Linked DNA regions of Mus musculus: region 1 is linked to region 2. Evidence: chromatin loops called from intact Hi-C (ENCODE). Cell type or tissue: left cerebral cortex. All regions are shown on one strand.

Region 1 (8,000 bases), 500 kb after region 2:
GGTATAAATCCAGACATTGATGGGACAGCAGATTACGAAGAACCACATACACAGCCACAGCCTCACTGAGGTCTAAACACTTAGTGTGCAAACTGGCCCACTGTCAATGACCTTGATGTGGTTCTCCTTCTCCGTCTATTTTCAACATCTAGTTCATTTACCATCTCCTATAGGCCAGCATTACATTAGTTAAAGCTCCATTCTTTTGTTTAAAGAGGCTATTTACATAGTGAAAGCATACTTAAGGAAAAACATGCCATATAAATACATGACATTCTTATCAGAAGTTAGTGTCTTAAATCATGCTACTACTAACCACTTGACATATCAATATATAAATTATGTATCCAGTGGTAGAAATATTAATCTGATGATTTTTAACATGGTAAACATTTTTATGATCTCTAAAAGTATTTAGTTGGTAACAAAAGAAATATAAAATAACTAACATTCATTAAAAGCTTACCCCTTAGACCTAATCTGACTTTTCCTCACTTGGTCCTCACTGAACCCTGCAAGGCAGGCAGGACTCTGGAAGTGTCCATCTCACAGGTGGCCAAACTCCACACTGTATCTGTCATATCCTTCAAGGCATCCTGATTTCTAAACCTCACTTTCAGCTGATAAAACTGAAGCTCAGAGGAGTCAGCACCGAAGACAAAGCCTTGTAAACAGAGCAGCCAGGGTTTGAATGCGGGGCTCAGCATCCCGACATATCTTGTGTTCCAGTTCCTCCAAATTACAGCATCTCACCTCCCAGCTCTTATCTCAGGTTCCTCTGGAAAATTAAATGATCCACCAGTGTGAGCTAATCACTTTTGAGTGAGCCAAAGTGTTTCTCTGTATACTATAAACACAGACATTTCAACCAAGCCATCTTTACTCATTGCTACAAGGAAGCAGTGTGCTGGGTTGGCTACTTATCCCACTATAGTAAAAAGGAAAGGAAAGAGAAGCCTTTCCTGTGTGTGCAAGTTCACAACAATGCTCCTTCACACTCAGTCACACTTTGTCTATGTATGTTTGTAAGCTGACACAGGGTTAAAAGTAGGGACCACAGGGCACCCACAGTTCTCTGCATCACGTTCATGGCTTTCTCCTCTAGGGGGCAGGACTTGACCCCAGACCCTGGATTAGACAGGCTAGATTTGAATAAGTTTCAGTCTGAGCTTCTGATTTTAGTATTGTTCAATGTAGATGATGAGAAAATGACTTGCTCTAAGTAGTCACCACCAGTGAAATTTGTTAGGTAATGAGTGATAGCTGCTATTCTATTTTGCTACACTAACAGGACCTTATAACTAGTCTCTGATACTTTAATTTGTAAAGGAAATACACTCATATAAAGCCCCTCAGGTTACCTCCACAAATGATGATTTTTGTCTATGGAACTTCTAATCAGGATACAATTACACAGAGGTTAGGTGACCTGCTACAGACAGATGCCTTTTTTTATCCCAATATTAAGATCCCACCTAATAAATTTATTCTTTTAAATAACAGAGATGATTTAATCAGTTAAATGAAATATCTCTTTCATGCTATCCACAAAGAAATGGAATGAACCTTTGGCTGGGAAATTGACTTGTTTTCCCAAGGACAAAGTGTTGGCCACAGGTAGATAGCACCACAAATGAGCAACCCAAACCATTCACTTTTTTCCCAGAGAATTCATTATTTGCTTTACAAAGTTTGCATATTTAAGGGGAGCAATATTACATGCTTGCAACATCACATATGCTCGTGCTATTACTGAGGGCCCAGCCAAGTGTTTTGCAGAAAGCAGGCATTGAATAAATGCTTGCTCAAGTAGTAAATGAATGGATGGATAAATTACTGAATGCATCACAGAAAGTTCACTGCAGTCATTCTCATTTGCATAAGGTCTCACACAAGGCCAAATAGCATCAAGGAAGGGAGAAAATGAGACAGATTAAGTCATGATTTCAATGAAATAGACTTCACTTCACTACATTAAGATCTCTCTGGATTTCCAAAGGTAATCACCAAGCCAGGAGGGTGGTTTTAGCTGTCTCTCAACATATAATCATTTTCTGGCAGGTACTTGGAGGATCATGTGGTCATCCCAGGAAAGGTACAAAGCATTCCTAATACTTTGAATGAAGTATTAGGAATCAGTTTTCATGGGAATTGGATGTAAAGTTGAGCTGCAAATGTTTCCTTTCTGACACAGCATGGATCTGCTGTCTGAGGAGCACGTTTTGAATATGTTAGGATGAAGGAGCCATTCATAGGCATTGAGATTCAGCCTCTGGTGAAAGAGTTAATTCTTCCATAGCTACAAATGGTCAGGACATACATTAACTCACAGCTCATAATATGTGTTACATCAGACAAAAGGAATCTCAATAAATCTGCAAGGTTCTTTGGTAGATACAGCTATTATTGGATCCATTAAATATTGTAAAGTATTTTAAAATGTTCATTTCAAATAAAAACATTAAAATGAGCATTTAGAGAGAAAAAAACAGTTAAATATAATTTACGATATAATGGATGAAATGCTGATGCATATTCAAACCTTTCAACAAACTGCATTAAATGATATTCTTTTAAAAAAGAAAAATTCCTCATGTCTTTGGAGATAAAAGTCAAAGCATGTGGATGCCCCCAGCTCAGTGGTTTTTTAGTATGTGTGAGGCCTAAGGGTCAGTCCTCTTATGATATATATATATATATATATATATATATATATATATATATATATATATACCTTAGAGATTCTTTGTTCTCATCTTAGTCATATAATGAGGAGAGATAACTCAGAGAATTTCCCATTGTGCTGGAATAATGTTATGTTTATTTGATGTTTCTGCCTAAGTAAAGAATTAGAGAGGAAAAGCTAAAAAAAAATTATGTCTACAGTCAGATTAAAAGCTTTGTAACCCTCAAAAAAAATGCCTCACAAATAGTACTCTACGTAAATAAAATCTATGCCTTTTCAAATTCTGAAGCTCAACAGAAGGTTTCAGAACTTAGTGGCATGTGTTTCCCCAAAAGGCATACATGAGACATCTAAACACTTAGATTATCTCACTTTCTGGATGGATTGGGTGGGGAAGGAAGAATGCCAGCAGAATACTTGACACTCTCCAATATGCAAGACTCTAGAGCAGATCTCAACTGAAAAAAAATGATGTTAAAAAAAACATAAACAGGGGAAATGAGAGAAGTTTCTATCCTTCTACTCAGCTGCCAACCTCATTCTACAGGTTAGAGGAGAATAATGAAATTCAAAGTAAAGAAGTCTAAAGAAGTCTGGATTTGAGACATGGCTAACTCATCTTTTATAAACAGGTATGATTTGTCCATTTTTATAGAATAAAGTTTGAAAATAAACACATCACCAGGATACAAGTAACAGAAACTTTGACAAACTAACATGAGAGGTCATGATAAGTAAATGAGGTTGGTGCCTGCTGGAATCCACTCACCTCCTGCACTTACACATAATTCTCAAGCCAAGTAAAATACACATGACAGAAATAGAAGCTGAGTAGAGCAATGCCATATTCAATGTTAGGAATCAAACTCACAATCTTCAGAGTGTGAAAGAAACATAATAAATCCCAGAAATGAAGAATAAAGATGGATTCTACTTCTGAAGTACATATACACCACCTCAGAAATAGGAATACTAAAATGTAAGTTTATATATATATATATATATATATATATATATATATATATATATATGTATGTGTATATATATATATATATATATATATATATATATATATATATCAAAGTGCTTAAAGAAGAGGAATGCAAAATTTAAAGGGGAATATAAAATGATAAAGAATTAAAACATCTTGTGTTGTAAGCTGTTTTTGTGAGAGTAAGAACCAAGTCCCACCTTTGCTTGGAACCTGAATTGAAGCGAGGAGAGCCAAATAGGTGAAGTGGTTTCTATGACAACTTTGGTTGGCATGACCAGATTAAGTTCCCTTAGAGCATGGTATTTCAAGGTCTTCAGACTAACTTCAAATCCTAGGTCAGAACTGAAGAAGAGGATTCAGAACCCCTGCTAGTACCTGAAAGTTGGGCAGGTGTGGTAGCTCTTTGTCATCCCAGCCCTCTGGAGTCAGAGATGGGAGAAGGCAAGCCAAGAAGAAGTTGAAGAAGCTGGCTACTCAAACCAATGGCAAGGTCTGGGTTTAGCACTAGATCATGCCTCTGAAAAGTGGAAACTAACTGAGGAAAAACACCTAAAGTCAATTTCATGCCTTTTACACACATACACAAATGTATGGGCAAAACCAGAGGCACCTGTACACTACATTTTAAAATGGTGGCTGAGGAAATTAGAAAAATATGAGGTATTCTTTGGATGGACTAAGAAGGAAGGAAGTTGGTGACATTATTGAAGGAATGGCAGGACTTGTGAGAACTTTTAGCTAAGCACAAATGATGAGATGTACTTTATTGGTTGTCAAGATATTGTTCAGGTTGATTATAGGATGGATCTATGGGTGTGGCAGTCTCTAGATGGTGCATCCTTCCATCTCAGCTCCAAACTTTGTCTCTGTAACACCTTCCATGGGTGTTTTGTTCCCAACTAGCAAGATTCTGCTGAAAGGACCCTGATATAGCTGTCTCTTGTGAGGCTATGCCGGGGCCTAGCAAGCACAGAAGTGGATGCTCACAGTCAGCTATTGGATGGATCACAGGGCCCCCAATGGAGGAGCTAGAGAAAGTACCCAAGGAGCTAAAGGGGTCTGCATCCCTATAGGTGGAACAACAATATGAACTAACTAGTACCCCCCAGAGCTCGTGTCTCTAGCTGCATATGTATCAGAAGATGGCCTAGTTGGCCATCAGTGGAGAGGCCCATTGGTCTTGCACACTTTATATGCCTCAGTACAGGGGAACGCCAGGGTCAAGAAGTGGGAGTGGGTGTGTAGGGGAGTGGGGGGGGGTATGGGGGACTTTTGGGATAGCATTGGAAATGTAAATGAAGAAAATGCCTAATTAACATAAAAAACAGTTTTTTAAAAAAGATATTGTTCAGGCTTCCAAATCTATCTCAAGTTCTTCTTAGAACTTTGTTCTCCTCAAGTATCTACATGAGACAATGCAGAGCTGCCCCAGAATTAAAAGTCACATCACATCTGGAGCATTTGGAAAATAAGAAATGCAGGGAGATGCAGGGAGTGGGTGAAACCCTGAACAAATGTGTGGAGGACATGGGTCCATACATGGCAAAGCCCCTGATGCCCCAGGCCTATTCTAACAGCAAAGCATTCCTTGTGTCAGGCTCAAGGAGTTGGCCACACCTTTCTCTGGTCTACCTACAGATCTGAACAGTGTGTGCAAAAACTAACTACTGCAGCTTTCTCTCCTGGATGACGACGACATAGGATGCTGCTCCCTACGGAGACTCCTCGGGAAGAGGAACCGAGCTCCCTCATTGTGCTGTACTTAACAACCACACTGAGGGGCCAGGCTGTTGTGAGGAAGGTGCCCTCCTCCGCTAGAGAGCACAACTGCCTGCTGACCTCTAGTACTGCCCTAGCATTCTCCTTCTCTTCAGAAGCAGAAACATATTTACTAGACAGAATATAGTCTTTGGTACAGCTCTTAATTGTCTTTAGGGCTACAGTGTATAGTCAAAATAATGTTTTGCAAAATTAATTATATTCTGAGTGGCCTCATCAGCCTGGTTGTCCCAGCAATCGCTATGGTAATTAGAACTACTTGTTATTATTGGTTAAGGAAAGATTGTAAATATACATTTTTTTTTCTGGGAAGATTGGAGACTATACCACAGTTTTCATTTTTAATTGGATATTTTATTTATTTACATTTCAAATGTTATCCCCTTCCCTGGTTTCCCCTCTGCAAACTCCCCTATCCTATCCCCCCTTACACTGCTTCTATGAGGGTGCTCCCCCACCAACCTATCCACTCCTCCCTCACTGCCCTAGCTTTCCTCTACACTGGGGCATCAAGCCTTCACAGGACAAAGGGCCTTCCCTCCCATTGATGCCAGATAAGGCCCCTTCAGCTCCTTCAGTTCTTCCCCTAACTCTTCCACTGGGGTTCCTGTGCTCAGTCCGATGGTTGGTTGCAAGCATCTGCCTCTGTATTGGTCAGGATCTGGCAGAGCCTCTCAGGAGATAGCTGTAATTTGTCCAGCTTTCCTTTCCTTTTTTTTTTTTTTTTTAATTTAACTTACATGAGGATGACATCATATTGCTGTGTGTTCAAGTGAAAACTGGAAGTTTTGATCTTGTGGTGCTTTCAGAAAGAGGTTGTCCTTTAAAAAAAAAAACAAAACAGAGCTACTACCAAATCTTTAGGAAAAGGAGCATAGATACCCTGGGTTCCCATAGGGCGGAGTTTATGCCCATCCATATTTTGGTTTTAGACATGCCTGGCACCAGTGCATATGCCTCTCTCCCCTGCCTTGTGAGTCCTCAGGCTGCCAAAAACTCAGTCAACTTAGCTGTGCCTCTCCATCAGCTTTGGTAACTCTCCAAGCTTTCTTAAGTTAAAATAAAGAAAATGGTAATTGAGTGAATTCAGTTCTGCCTTGACCTTCCATGAACTCGGTTTTCTTTGTAGGTGTTTTACCATTCGCTGTGCATCTGCGTTCAACTTCTTAACTACTGTGCAGCTTTAGGCAAGAATTTCTAAGAAGCCAGGAGAATCAAAGTGAGTGATTCTAAATCAGGCTGCACCGAGTTCATTGGAAGAGTGATTTACAGATGTGTTCAGATTTCCAAGATGGGCAGTGCATACCCACAAGGACAGATCTTCTTTGTGCAGTGGCCTAACTGTCACTCATAAAACACACAGCACTGTACTATCGCTAGGACCGTTCGGAACACCTGACAACTGTTGAACAAACACAGCAATTCATTAGAACCTCGGGAAGTTTTCTCTCGAGCAGTGTGAATAGGCTCGCTTAAGCTCCAGGACAGAATGCTAATGCAGCCAGCCTGTGATCAAAGTGGACTGGCATGCGCGGTTAGGACAAGGCATAACTCCACACTGGTGTTTCTGTTTGATTCTTTTGTTCATGGAGAACAGCACTGCCAGCGGAAGCAAGCGTGCACTCACAGGGGGCCACTGACAATTCCCAACAAGCGAATCAGGCAAGGCCAAGAAGTGTTCTGAGAGCTTGATGTATCCAAAGACAGTTTTGTTCTGATTTTCTTCTTCTTCTTCTTCTCCTGTAACTCAGGCCTCGCCATAATGTATTTTCATTACCCTGTGCAGACTGACTGGCCAGACAGCCACAGTCCCTCCCCATAGCCTGCAGAAGTAACCCTGGAAGCTGGCAAACACTCGGGGGCCTTTGATTGCTAGAGACAGGTTAAAAGCACTTACTCTGGGTTCACTGTAGCAGTGTGGTTGTGGAGGTCCTTGCTTTCCCTGTTTGATAACCAAGCAATGCTCCTGTCCCATGACATGTCACACATGTAATTTGTTTTTGTGCCCATCCTCCTCCCATCTCTGAGCTGGAATTAACAGTCCCCATAGACTCTGCTGTTACTATATTCAGACACAGCTATAATGGCTTTGAAGGGGAGCTTAATTCTGGTTTTCTTAATGCTCATCTTGTTTAAGATGACAAAGTAAGCTTAAATTACAAATTAACTCCTTCCTCAACATCCCTGATTGCTGTTACACCTGCAATGTGGAACTTTACTGTGACAATATACTGTAATAATAAAATCATGCTTTGAAAAGATATAGCTAGTGAAATTAAATATAATATTATACACTTGTGTGATCTCCATGAAACTATGTATATATTCATTTTTATTTCAAATGTTAATTAGTGGAAATCAGAGTCCAAAAATTCACCCAAGCATGCCTGGTCAATCACAAAAAGATTCAGGGCTAGTCAATAAAATGAAAATAATATGCTTAAGAAAGAATTGGAGACCACTTACACGCTTATGTACTAAAAATTAATTTTAAAAACTGGTATTAGTAGAACACCATATGAGGTTGCCTGCTATCCTCTC
Region 2 (8,000 bases):
GTGGATGCTCGGAGTCATCTGTTGGATGGAACATGGGGGCCCCCAATGGAGGAGCTAGAGAAAGTATCCAAGGAGCTGAAGGGGTCTACAATCCTATAGGTGGAACAACAACATGAACTAACCAGTACCCCCTGAGCTCATATTCTACATAGAAATAATAGAGGAATGTCTTTTGGCAGAGGGTGCTCAGCGAATTCTCCCCCTTTATGCTAAGTCCCTTCCCCATGCTTGTTATAGCTATATCAAGAAGCTTGATGGCCACCCAGGTTATCCTTTGCTTGCTGGAATGTGTAGCTCATGAATTCCATAAAAGCCCCAGTCATAGATACCATGGTTTGGGGATAGCAATTTAAACAGTTTTGGGTAGTCCTACACATTCAGACCACAGCACAGGGCTAGAGCTAGAATTATCTGTAAGAATAACACATAGGTATAGAAGCCTCTTGGGACAAACTGCCTAGGTGGTTTTTAAACTGGGAAGCATTTATAGAGCAACTCTGAGGCAGAAATTTGAGTTGAAAGACTACTTTCCATCTGCAAGGTAGATAAAGCTTACTCCTACCTCAATCTCCCTTTCCCCATATATGTGAAATAAATGCATTGGTTTTTGCTTTTCAAGGAATTTATGGAAAAAACAAACAAACAAACAAACAAACACTGCAGAATGCTAACTAGGAAGTAAGAAAAACCCTGCCAAAGTTAGTGGTTCAGAGAGTCCTGAAGTAGAAAGCAGGGGGAGAGGGGAGCTAGCCAGCCTTGACCCATCAGATATGGGACTTAGGACTTGGTACTATAGTGGCCTTCCCTGTGCCGTGCACCACTGAAGATATGGGGCATTGGATCTCCTGTATGCCCATCATGTGGCTTTGTTTGCTGTTTAGTGGTTTGAGGGTCTTTATCAGAGCTGGAAGGTCAATGGGAAGGTCTGAACACCTAAGATATGAAGAGGCTTAAGGGAGAAGGCTATCAGTCAGTGATCTCAGTCGTGTAAGGATACCCATATTTCGCATGGATGCATGTGTGCATGTGTGTGTGTGTGTGTGTGTGTGTGTGTGTGTGTGTGTGATTGCGTGTAGTAAGGGGAGAACAAGAAAACTGCAGTCTCCTCACTTAGTTCTTTCTCCCTGAACTTTGTCCTAGCAAGGTCAACTAGCACTATCCTTTACTATGCCTGTTGCCACTCTAAGATGTTTACATTGTTCTTCTAGTCAACTGCCCTTTCCATTGTGCCCTTGAAAATATTTTACTCAGTTGTATTTGCATGTTAAGTGACATATAGGGCCAGTGACTTTGGATCATCTCTCATCTACTGAAAGAAGAATGTGGATTCTCTTAATGTGAAATGATGATTCCAATAACAATAGATGGCTGGGCTTTCTACTAACTATTTTATCTGTGTGGTGGCTCTTATTTCTAATCTTCATTTTACAAGATCAGAAAGGGTGAGTGTCTGAGAGCAACTAGAAATTGCAGAATAAGATTTCAGCTTAGGAAGGTGATGTTCAACACTGCTTCTCACCCTGCTTATATGATCCTAACTTCCTCTCCTCTGAAGTTGTTTGTCCCTCTGTACCCAATCTTGGCACCTATTGGCCCGTCCGGCCTCTTGTCTATACATTCACTACCTAACTTACCTAACTATTTTGCTTCACTTTGTTAATATCTCAGTCAACACCATATACACAGATATTTTTAAACTGCCTCCAGAGTCAGCTTTTTCATTTGTAGAATGGGATTACAATGCATTTTATCTCCTATGACTATTCAGAGGATTCAGAAAAAACATACATATAAATGCCTTTGCAGAGGCCCTAATAGAACTGTTAATGAAAATAGTATGGAAAAAAATTAGTCACATTTAGTGAATATAAACAGTGGAACATAAATAGCTGAATAATTTGGCATGAGAAATACCATTAATAACTTGGATGCTTTCTGACAGAGCTGGTGGTCAAGAATACTTAGAACAGAGTTTCCCCATATCAGTTGCTCACAAAGCTGGGTCTACCCCATCTTTCTGTTTCCTTTGGGCAGTGATTCTGAATTCTCAGTTTATTTAAACAATAGAGATAAAACATATTCCCTGCCCCATCATTCTCAGGCTCATCCTGTGTTCATCATTGCTAATTAGACTTGGAATATTACAGTCCAAAGAAGGACGGTAAGAAGGCTTGAAACAGCTTACTAACTTAGTCAAAGGACATCAAGAAGGGGTAGCAGAGAGTCTAAATGTAGGGAAGAGAACTGTGAAAGATGCTTAGTTAGATGGCAAAGGAACCTAGATCTAGATACCTGGGTTCTCCAATTGGCTTATCCTGCTAATGCTGTATCTGTCATGCCCAAATTCCATGTCTTTCTTTTCAACTCTGATTTTTTTCTCACCCTAGTCTCCATCATTACCACCACCACCACTACTACCACCACTACCATCAGCATTTTCTCTGCTTGGCCCCTTCTCTTGTATACCAGTAGGTTACACTCAGCATACTGCCATTTTCTTCACCTTGCTGGACAATACTTTGCACACTGGTGTGTAGTGGGTGCTCAGTAGATAGTCACCAGAATGAGATTTATTTCTTCCCAGAAAGAACATCTCATGGGGAGTGGGAGAGGCCACAGTGGGCAAGATTTGGGGTAAAGCCATGCAGAGTAGGGCTAAGAAAAAGAGCGCTGTGTTCCACTTGTTTCAGAAAGGTCATGCTGGGCAGCACTCTGCCTGACTTTAAATAATGTGTGTTGTTGGAAGGGGTCTAGAAAAAGGTAAGTTTTGCCTGAGGAGGGCCTTTGTTTTCATCTTAAAAAATAATAAGCAACCTTTTCATGGGAAAAAGAAAAAATGACATTGCTTCATATAAAATGTTAAGGCTTAAGAGATTTTAAAAAAATACTGTCTTATTCATATGCATACAGCTGTGCATAGAGTCTTTGGTAGCTTAAATGCAAGAAGAACTCAGGATAACTGAGTTGAAATCCGATGCAATGCCTAATTAAAAATGCAAATTCAAAGTTGCTAGAGCTCTTCCAGCTGAGCAGAGTAAACAGGAGAGGGGAGAAAAGGTGGCATAAAGTCACATAGAGAACTGAAAGGATCCTGTGTGATACAAGAAGCAAGAAGCATAGAGGAGTCTGGTGTCAGAGGAGTAAGGGATGCTGGGCAAGAATCCTTGATGGGGCAGAATCAGAATCAGCTGAGCTTGAGCAGGACTTGAATTTTATTTCCAAGTATTGGACTGCTGCTACTTAGAGGAAATACCCTTGGCAAGTATTACTGAACCCCCACTGTGAATAAGCATGCAATGTATTATCCACTGCCTTTTCTGGGTTACACAGAAGTAGAAGAAAGATGAGAGGCAATCTAGGTTAGTGAGGTGGAGAATTTAACCCAATGTTTTGATGCAAAGACAATGATGCTATGATGAATGCAACCTACTGTACACAACTAAGGAACCAAGAGTTGGTGACAGGGCTTGGGCAGGAGAGTGCTACTGCTGAACAGATAAGATCAGAGTTGAGGACAGACATGAGTTTTCATGCAGTTTGGACATGGCAGATACAACATTAGCAGGACAAGCCAATTGGAGCACAAAGCTGGGTGGACAAGCCAGCTGAAGAATGCAGCTATGTAACGTGCATTCTTGCCTGTTTGTCTCACCCATCCAAACTTCCAACATCTATGTCTGCTCCACAGAAGTAGCTGACTGAGGAGAGGAGTATACAGCTTGCAGAGCATGACATTAAGAGAGACGCCTTCCCTGAGTGGACAGAGTGGAAGGGCATCACACAGACAGGGCTTTTTGTCCTCTGTGCACCAGTGTGAAGATTTAATGCTAAGCACAGAGGCAGTCTGAACAGTGTAGAATAGGGTTGCTTGAAGTCCACGAACTGCTCAGCAAACACTAGACACAAAGCAAGATCTCTTTTTGTTCTGGGTTTTTCTGGGGGATGGTTCGTGAAAACTGGTTAGCTTTTTTTTTTTTCTTAACAAATCTAATATGACCAGCCTTCTGTAATATGTGAGCTTCACATATTACATATTCACTTCATAGCATGCCTATGCCTTATGTACAGCCCAACAGAGGCACTCTTCATATTCGTTGGAATCACCAGGAATGCTGCTGAAATATAAGCCATTAGGACCACCCTAAGACATTTATATTCTTCTGAACTAGTGTGGAGCCCAGGGAACAAGATCTCTTGAAATCCTTCCGGCTAGGCTACAGGCACTGGTTAGCCAAATGGGCTTTTCTTTCATCTTTAAAACATGCCCCAGAGTTCCCCTCCTTTGTGCTTTTATGAATTTCAAGGTTAGAAGCAAAATTCTGTTATGGATGTTCGTCATCTGTATTTGAAAGAAAATAGTAAAAAACGTTGGTAGACGTCTAGTTGGCCGTGCTAGTTTGATCTGCAGGCTCCACAAAGGTGTTGCATCCCTGGAGTCCGTTAGGATCAGTCAAGGGCAGATATGAACGCTGTACTAACAGATACCATGAGAGGGCAGCAGAGAGCTGGCAAGATTTTCTCTACAGGGCAGGGAAATCTGGCTAGGCCGGATGGAGAATTCTTGGCAGATGCAGGAGGAGGAAATGTTTGAACCTTTATGGGGAGCAAAGGATGTAGTTATCTTTGCTCCATAAATATCTTAAATCGGAGTCATTACTCAATTGATAAACTGAGATCAGTGGAGGACTGAACACGGTGGGGTCAGTTTTAAACAGGAGCAATGGACTTATGCTCTGAGATATTGGCGAAAACCTCAAACAGCAAGCCAGTTTGTGAGATGAAGCTGGGTCTTATAACTACTCATGAGACCCATAACCTGAAGAGTCTTTTGCCTAGATTCAAACCCAAATCAAGAGAAAAAAAAATCTTTATCTAAAAGTTGAGCAAGTCTTTGCAACCTAAAAAAACACATGTGAACAGGGTATGGAAAGGAACAGATGAGAGCCAGGATTGCACCGGTGGCTGCTGACATCACTGACAAAGTCTCTATAAAGCTAGTGCCTTCCCCATCGGGAATAGCCATTAGAAGCTCGAGGCAGACACAGGGGTGGTATGTGGCTTGAGGCACACGGGACCTCCTTACTAGATAAACTCAGAACCAGAAATGTAAACTACAGAGATAGCACCACACCCAGAGAGACTATTTCAAGGTAAGCTGGCAAAAGTTTGAGAATTGCACACTGCTTTGTTGCTGGTAGTGTGGGCTTGGTGCTACCTTAGACTGACATTTCCAGATTGTTCCCTGACATCTTGCTGGTGTAGGTGCAGACCTGAGCCTCCACCTCACTTGGGAGCTTATTACAGTGTTGAATCCTTGGGTCCTGCCTCAGACCTACAGAATCAGAATTTGCATTTTAACAAGATCCCCAGGTGATTCATATGCATATTATGCATATTAAAATTTGAAAAGTCCTCTGCTAGAATCCAGTCTGGATAGGATCTGATGCCACTGATGTTATCGAAGATTAATAAGGACACTTTGGAACAGGGAGATAGACATGCTTCAGTAACATTAAGTAGGTATGTTACTAATGTGTATATTTGGGGTATTTTGTTGTTGCTATATCCTATTTTGTTTCTCATAGTTACATACAACATTGACAAACATCTTTTTTCAGAGACCCAGTAGTAGGGAAAGCTGTGTCCTATTTCAGTTTGAAGGAACATGTGGATCAAAATTGGCGTTATTCAAAAAGGATACATGATTTGTTGGAGGTTGTCACTTCTGTGTGCTGACTCCTATCTCCCAAAAGTAGCTTGGTTGCTTCTATTTCTTCTTCTTTTCTATTTAATTAAAAAAAATTTGCATACACTGTGTTCTGATAATGCTTTTCTCCTCCTGTAACTACTCTTCCCAGATCCTCCCTGTCTCCCCACCCATCCAACACCACATCCCCTTTCTCCCTTTCTCATAAAAAATAAAAATAAAAAAGAATGTCCTTCACAGACTCACCTGTTTGATGTTTGTATATTTGGTCCTTAGCTGACGATGCTGTTTCAGAAGGATGTAGAACCTTTAATTGGTGAAGTCTTGCTGGAAAAGGGGAAGCACTGGGTCAGGGTGGGTTTTGAGATCTTACAGCTCAGCACCATTTTCTGCTTGGTCTTTGCTTCCAGACCCTGAAAGCAGTGTGACCATCTGGCCTCCTGACCTGCTGCTAGGCATTCCCTACCACCATGACTATGCCTCCTTAAACTGAAGCTGAAGTAAGCTTTCCCACCTTATGAAGTTTTTTTTTTTCCACAATGACGAGGAGCATAATTAATATGCTAGCTGAATGCCATGTACTTTTAGAGGCCATTAGTACATTGATCACAAGACAGTATATGCTTGTATTCGTTTCTTGTCAATGTTTAAAGATAATGCACCAATTCAGAAGCTTAGAAGAGCACAACTTTATTTTCCTATAGTTCTGGAGGTCCAAATTCCAGTTCACTGGCCTACAGCGATGGTGTCAGCAGGACTTGGTTGTGGAGTGTTGGGTGGGGAGGATCTGAGCCTTATCTTTCCAGCTTTGATCCACTCTTGCTAGCCCCATTGCTTTTCATGTCTCCTGTCTCCACTCCTCTAACCTTAAAGTCAATGGTTCAAGATCTTGCTTCAGACATGCAATGTCAAACTTCACTTTGTGTATAAGAACGGATATCTGTGCTCATGCATGAAGCAAACTCACATACTGAATACTGTCCCTATTTCAAAAGCTTATTTCAGTCACATTTGACACAGCCACTTTTTCCATATAAGACAACATTCACAGGTTCTAAAGGGGGAAAAAACCCATATGCTGTTTGGTAGGCATTATTTAGCCTGTCATAAGTTTTAAATTACAATGTGCATTAGCATATTATAAAACATGGCTTTCCCACTGATTAGGATAATGTAGGTTTGGGGCTGGAACAATGGCTCAGTGGTTAGGAACAAGTAATGCTCTTCTATGGAACTTGAGTTCAGTTTTAGTAAAGTTCTCAGCACCACTTCAGGTAGCTCACACTTCCTGTAATGCTAGCTCTAGGGTATCCAGCTTCCTTTGCTGGCTTCTGTGGGCATCACGCTCTGGAACACACCTTCTCACATGGAGGTGAATGCTAATATGGGACATTTTGGATCTTGAAAGACAACTTAGAAATTATCTAGTCCACTCTTGTTTACTTGTATGAGAGATTAAATCTCTAAAGACAGTAGTATGCCCAGAGTCACACTCTGACTTAGGACTTAGTCAATGACAATTCATAGAGCAGTTACTATGTACCAAGCTTACAAAATTGAATACCATGATCAGGAAGAAAGTCAGGGATGGTGACCTTGCATTTAAGAGTTGTGTACCCCAATATTTACTCTGGAAACTAAATTTCCTGAATTCAGTTACAAACATATATAAGCTATAGGGGAGATCTATAAACCTAGTGCTATTAATCCATTATTGATAAATCAGAAATAGCATTGAGCACATGTGCAAATTTAAAAAATCAGACTCTGGTTTTCTGGCCAGAAGTAAGTTTGCTTATTCCTCTAGAGAGAAGCTCTCCCATGGTTACATGGCAACCCATGGCCAGCCAAGTCCTTTAGGAAGCAGAAGAGAGGCAGCAAGCCAGCTTCCTGTGCTCCTCTCGGTCTCCTTCAGGGAGATGTATTGGAGCTGATGGGACTCCAGGCACGGTAGAGGGAGAGCTTCTCTCACATGGAGCACCAATTTACCTGAGCTGGAAGAGCCAGATTGTCTATTCCCCAAAGGGTTTGTGGCTTGAACCAATGATGCCATTAACTTTCTCCATATGCATCCATACATATTTTTGATGGCATGTCTGTCAATCTGATGTTTGTTATTGTATGTCAAACACATTCAAAATCATTTCTTTGCAGCCCTCAGAATAATATGCTTGCGTACAATGTGAACATAGTGACAAAAAGCTTTAAAGCCCTGAGTCATCTTTCTTGTGCTAATTGAAGTCATAATCCAGTCGTCTCTAGCTTAAACGAGAAATATACATACATTTCAAAA

What was found. Peaks named below come from ENCODE experiments on the same cell type or tissue, not always from the same donor. Only the 100,000 strongest peaks of a DNase experiment are listed, where the experiment ranks them.
Region 1: it touches region 2 in a loop (2.7-fold over the local background); 3 of 42 quality-filtered maps call a loop at or near these places.

Annotation. Positions count from the first base shown.
Region 1 is chr2:123,806,853-123,814,852 of GRCm38, forward strand. No RefSeq gene overlaps it. Among named protein-coding and RNA genes, the nearest start is that of Gm39919, 12 kb to the left of the region's middle. In left cerebral cortex, a CTCF peak has its summit at 1,104 (motif pointing right); DNase peaks (open chromatin) are centred at 3,067, 6,612 and 6,934; H3K27ac peaks cover 1,253 bases.
Region 2 is chr2:123,307,919-123,315,918 of GRCm38, forward strand. No RefSeq gene overlaps it. Among named protein-coding and RNA genes, the nearest start is that of Gm34430, 380 kb to the left of the region's middle. In left cerebral cortex, a CTCF peak has its summit at 4,489 (motif pointing right); DNase peaks (open chromatin) are centred at 4,506 and 4,934.